Linked DNA regions of Homo sapiens: region 2 is linked to region 1. A link is an interaction called in ENCODE POLR2A ChIA-PET data of the cell type or tissue named here. Cell type or tissue: IMR-90. All regions are shown on one strand. Each heading gives the region's core, and the rest is flanking DNA. Links, peaks and the distances in the headings are about the cores only. Region 1 overlaps AKAP13 (A-kinase anchoring protein 13). Region 2 overlaps AKAP13 (A-kinase anchoring protein 13).

The links. ChIA-PET counts read pairs that join two places held together with the same protein. Peaks named below come from ENCODE experiments on the same cell type or tissue, not always from the same donor. Only the 100,000 strongest peaks of a DNase experiment are listed, where the experiment ranks them.
Region 2: POLR2A ChIA-PET joins it to region 1 with 5 read pairs; 4 of 35 experiments call an interaction of 5 or more read pairs at or near these places.

Annotation. Positions count from the first base shown.
Region 1 is chr15:85,617,762-85,620,673 of GRCh38, forward strand. The region is part of intron 8 of AKAP13 (A-kinase anchoring protein 13); the gene reads left to right. Among named protein-coding and RNA genes, the nearest start is that of LINC02883, 140 kb to the right of the region's middle. RefSeq lists an enhancer at 200-369. In IMR-90, for the core only: no CTCF peak of the experiment used is centred there; a DNase peak (open chromatin) is centred at 1,510; H3K4me3 peaks cover 1,618 bases; H3K27ac peaks cover 1,995 bases.
Region 2 is chr15:85,419,474-85,422,385 of GRCh38, forward strand. The region is part of intron 1 of AKAP13 (A-kinase anchoring protein 13); the gene reads left to right. Among named protein-coding and RNA genes, the nearest start is that of AKAP13, 40 kb to the left of the region's middle. In IMR-90, for the core only: no CTCF peak of the experiment used is centred there; a DNase peak (open chromatin) is centred at 1,828.

The sequences.
Region 1 (2,912 bases), core at 314-2,813:
ATAAAGTATCAGTTTATCTATACATTCAAGCCTAAAGGCTCTTTCTGTCTGTGCCCTAGACCACATAGTTTGGAAGTATTTGTAAATCTCTGGTCAAGTTCCCATGCTTTTGATAAGCCTGAGCAAGAATTTTATTTACAACTTTTAAATCTCTGTCAAATCGTCTTGTTTCTACTGTTTTGTAGCCTCATTTGTAATGAAAAGCAACATCTGTTTCACTGCACATGTTGGTACCACTACAGAGCCAAGGCTCACTTGGGGCACGAGAAGGGGAGGGGTTGTCCGCCTTCATTCCTCGGATGAACCAGTGAGGAATAGGGAGATAAAACCTTATGGCTTTTATTTCAGAATAAAGCCTGTATGTAGCTGGGGTGTATTAATAGAAAGTTGAGGAAGACGTTTACAGTCTTCTTAGCAGGGTTTGCTGTATTTCCCTCCTTTAAGCTGGTCAGCAACTTGAATATCTGGCCTGAGGACACAGCAACTCATCTATACCCTTTTTCTATATCCGTTTTTTAGCTCCTGAAAAACCTTTTCACCAACTTTGTTTGCAATGTCAACAGAAATGTAGGTGTTAAATCTCTCCTCTCCCCTTCTGTTGTGGTATTTGAGCCACTGCTTTCACAGCCTAGCTAAGGACTACTCTGGACAACTCAAGGAAAATGTCAGCAGCTCCTAGAAAGAGAAATCCTTTTTTTTTTTTAATCCCTTTTTCTTTTGTTTCTTCACTCCTTTCTGCTTTTTGCTTCCCTCAGTTCCTCATCCTTTTCCCTCCCAAATCATTCATGATCCAAGTAAGAGAATGTCTCAGGTGAGAGAATGCATTCTGAAGTAAGTCTGTCCCTGAGAATGTTAGATAGAGTGGGGGGCTAGAAGGGTCTGGAATAGTAAGAAAACAGGCAAATGAAGTAGCAGACCCACAATTCAAGACCCAGTTAGTGTGCATAGAAACACTGAAGAAGTCCCAGCCAGGCAGCTATACTTAGTCGCAACAAATATTAACATACACAGAACTCCTTTGTTCCACTCCTTTTCTTTTTCATTTTCTTTAAATCAACTCCATCATCCCTTCTCCCTCCCCAAAAATAAAGCTTAACTCTTGATAATTTTTAAACTTTATCAGACACATTTATAGCCACGTCTCGATCCTAGAGACATAACTGCAATATTTGGCTGACATTTTTCTCGTGTTAAATCATTGCTTTGCATTTGGCAGGGAGGTATAGTGTATGCTTTGGGTAGTTTCAATTTTCTGTACCTCACGACAAGTCCATTGTACACGCTTGTGGTGTTTAGTATAACACCCCCCTTCCTTTATTAGCATACTACTCTGACATCAAAGAACTGAGCTGCATCTTGCAATGCCTGACAGAGCCTTTTTCATAGGGGTGGGAGGAGGAGGAGGAGGAAGAAGAAGCGGGTTGGAAAAGGAAGCCTTGTTTTTCTCTTCGTCTCGGTAGATGAATCATGTTCCCACAACTGCAATTGGGTTTTCAAACCTCCAAGGCTGCGGGTGCGGAGCTGAAAGGGCAAGCAGTGACGTTCTTGAGAGAGAAGGAAAAAGGGAGGAGGAGGCTGGCTAGGGAGGGAAGGAGGGAGGGAGGGAGTACAGCAGGAGTGGTCTTTTATTTTTTTCCCTTTTACTCTGCTGTCCTTAGAGATTTTCAACTTAAATCAAAACCAAGCCCTACTGCCTGGTGAGCAAGAGAGATTCCAAAGACTTTACTTTGAAAAGCATCTCCCAGCTTCTACTTTTTTTTAAGGAAAAGTAGATTTTCTTTGTCTTTGTTTTTGTTTTAAGCAAGAACAGAATCTAATGACTTTTTTCATGCCATCGCTTTGAAATAGCGTCGTCTTCCTTTCTTTCTCTCCCTCTTCCTGGCAAAGTATATACTGGATTTTTATTGCCTTCTTGGGTTTTTTTCCCTACGTGTATCGGCCGTTATGCTTAGCCAGTTTATTCTTTATTTTTTTACTGGAGTCATTGCCAGTGATGGAAACGGTGTTTGCTTCTCTTTCAGTCAAGATCTGCACAAAGTATAGCATTAGGTGGTATTTATTGTTTATATTATGAGTTCTACATTCATCTTTCCAGCACTCTGAAGTTATCAGCAAGTTCTCAGTCAGTTCAAGGCATTGGATTCTGCTTGATTTCTTTTTAATTCATTGTTTTTGACCCCTTTGAGAGTTTTAATAGAGAGGAGTCTGGAAGGCAGAGATCTCCACCACCTAACCGTGAGAAATTTGGAACTAAGGACTTGCACTGGTCCCCAAGTTAACAGTGGATATACTTCCTGCATTTTCTCTGTTCTTTCTTGCATTTGGGCAAAATGTATGAACGGCACAAGAGGCGCTACAGCCTCTGTGACATCTCCAAGGTGGACAGGACTGTGGACGTGGTATTGCTGAAGGTAAGGGGGGCTGCACCTCATGCATTCTGAAGCTCTGCAGGCTGTTTTAGCGCTTTGAACCCGGTAGCCATGTCCCTGGCCCTCCTGTATTGGGAGAAAGGCCGAGAAATCTGTGCACAGTGGAGGATGAGGGGTGAATGTAAGCCTCTTAAAGGAATATCTGAACAGGAAGCAATAGGTGCTTGGTAATCAGCATTGGACCACTTACTGTTGAAATGTAATTTTACTTTCATTAAAATGGATTCTTATGCTTGGGAGAACCTCATACTGTTGAAAATCACAGAGAGAGAAATTCACCTTCCAAGTTGCTCTGTTTGTCCTTCTGTCTCTGTCACCCCTCCGCCCCCAGACTCCACCCCCATCTGCCTGGTCTCTTTCTCTGTCAGTCTCTCTGCCTCTGTCTTTTAAGTATTTCTGTCTTTTGTCTGAGTCTTTTCTGTTTTTCTGCTACTGTCTCGTTCAATTCTTTAGGGGAAGGATAGGCAACATTTATTTCTTTTG
Region 2 (2,912 bases), core at 299-2,798, 200 kb before region 1:
TGACCCGGATATTTTTATGTATAGGATTGCTTAGTTGCAAGATAGATGAAAATATAGTTGCCTAATCATTTAAGAGTGAAAGATTCTTGGTATTCTAGTTTTTGGGTTGAGGAGGGAGAATAAAAAATTTTCCAAGTTTAGTGAGTTTTTTTGTTGGGGGATGGAGAGGGAATGTAGAGAGATGGTTAACCAGTATTTATGTCTCATTTCAAAATAATGACAGCTTTTTTTAAAAAGCTTGAAAGATAGTATATGCCTTTTGTCAGTAATCAACATATGTATGTAATCTATTCTGTTGATAAATGTCAATATCTAAGGATAAGTAGGGCACAGAGAAGGGAAATTGTGTACCTCATTTTCTCTGTAAGGCTGTAAAGAGTGAAGAGGGTGAGAGAAAGAAGGCACACCTTTCATATTCATCTGTCATTTCTAGAAGGCTTAAGTGTCTGAATCTGACTCTTGTTTTTTTTTTTTTTTTTTTTTTTTGAGACGGAGTCTCGCTCTGTTGCCCAGGCTGGAGTGCAGTGGCGGGATCTCAGCTCACTGCAAGCTCCGCCTCCCGGGTTCACACCATTCTCCTGCCTCAGCCTCCCAAGTAGCTGGGACTACAGGCGCCCGCCACTACGCCCGGCTAATTTTTTGTATTTTTAGTAGAGACGGGGTTTCACCGCTTTAGCCGGGATGGTCTCGATCTCCTGACCTCGTGATCCGCCCGCCTCGGCCTCCCAAAGTGCTGGGATTACAGGCGTGAGCCACCGCGCCCGGCCTTTTTTTTTTTAATCTGACTCTTTTAACAGTATTCTGATAGAGCAGCGATGGCTTCAAGACGTAGACTGTTGTCACTTCTTTTGTCTGCTGAGCTGCAAAACAGCTTCTTGGGATATCTGGCCCATGACTTTGGATAGGATTGATGGCTTCCCTAGCCCAGTCTGTTCATTCATCTTTGGAGTTGATTTCTTATCTTTCCTGCTTGAAAAGAATGGATGCAGGGTATGGTATGATTCTGATTATGTTTTTATTCAATATGAAGCAATTAGTTGACCATACCATGAGACAGAAAAGACAAATACTCATTGAAAGTTGATACTTAAAACTCTTACCCTAATTGGGATTAGGAGGAAGAGTACTTTATTTCACCAGAGAATAATGCCAGAAAATTTTGCTAAGGGTAAAAGTGTGGGGACCATTTTCGAAGGAGGTCAAGAGCTAGCTATTTTATGTAAGGGAAATTATCTGAATGGGATGGAATTATAAGGAAAGGAAGCTGAAATATTGAAAGAGAATTTCCCCCAATATTTTCTTAAATGTGGGCTATTACTTTTTCATTGGAAAAAATTTAAAAGGACTACATTAAAAATGAGAATACTTAACAGGCTGAAGTAGGAGGATTGCTTAAGTCCAGGAGTTTGAGGCCAGACTGGGCAACATGGCAAGACCGTGTCTCTCTAAAAAAAAAATCGGAATTCTGCATTTTAAGGAGTGTGGTTCATTCCTAGTTATAGATTAGGACAGTTGAATTATGTGAAGGTCTGAGAACTATTTCCAATATATAGACTTTTATTAAACAAAGGTATAGATGGATGATGACTTAGAAATGCAGGCGGTGATTTTGTTTCATGCCTAGTTTCTCAAGTTTTAGAAAATGGTGACAGTCTCAGAGAAAACAAGCAACTATTTTGTGAAATCTCCAGGTGTCAAAACAGTCCAAGGCACATATAATTAGAATAAATTAAGGGAGAATGTTGCTTTAGAGTTCTTGTGGTGCACTAGTCATTCTTAAAGGGTGAGCAAGGCAAAAACTAAAAATAGATGGAAGCTTATCTGCACATTTGAACTTGTGGAACAGCTGGAGTGGGTCTCTTACTCCCTTACTCTTCCTAACTGAATAATTCTCCCTCTCTGGTTATTTGCTGTATTGAGAAAGTCTTCACTGGCTCTCCTGGCGTTTTTGAGAAGGATATTAAAGGGGCTTGAATTAGAGCACAGGAAGTGGAATAAATGGCAGGAAACATTTGATCATTTCTGTCACTGTCAGAATGAAAGCCCAATATTTGATTTGAGAGGTTGCAGGACAGTAGCAAATGTTTTGATGGGTTTGTGTGTGCGCGTGTGCGCGCGCGCCTGTGCACACTCTCAACTTTGTATCTTTTTTTTTCTTTGCCCTTCTCTCTAATATTCACTCTTGTCCAGATTTTCATAATATAATTGGAAGAAGCAAAGGCCCTTCCTCCTCTGTTAATGAGTTACAATCTTTCACAGGTCCAAGAAAGGCGACAGAAGGGACTTTCTACTTTGTAGACTTATTATTGTTTTTCATTTTCTACTAAAAGTTTATTTTCCCATGTGCTGTTTTTCGGTGTGTATGCATTGTTAACTGCATTTCCACCATGTTGCATAAGGAACATTTGCAATTTGGTTTATAATGTCACCATTCGTGCTCCATAAGGGAGGTCTATACTCTATCTCTCATATATCCAGTACCTAAAACTCACTGCCTGGCACTTAAGTAGGTGCTTCAGTATATGTCAGCATTCCAAAGGTCTTTGTTACTGTAAATAGAGCATTGATGTGAATAGTACAGATGATGGTGGGCTCTATCATGATCTCTCTTGGCAGGGATTTATCCAGAGTCATTTGAATAATTACCATGTACCAACTAGTATGTCTGGTCCTGGGTATGTACGTATTTAGGACCTTTAGAGAGCTTATATGTTGGTAGGAGAGGACATACTAGGAAACCAACAATTACAGTATGGGGGTGCTGTTACGAGATTTGAGGTGTGCATTAGAGAGCAGAGAGGAAGGCTACCTGACCCAGTTTAGAGTGAGTTGAGAGAATTAGGGGATTGTTTCATGAAGGAGATGATGGTTACATGATCATGTTCTGTAAGATGAGGAAGAGTTAGCAGGGA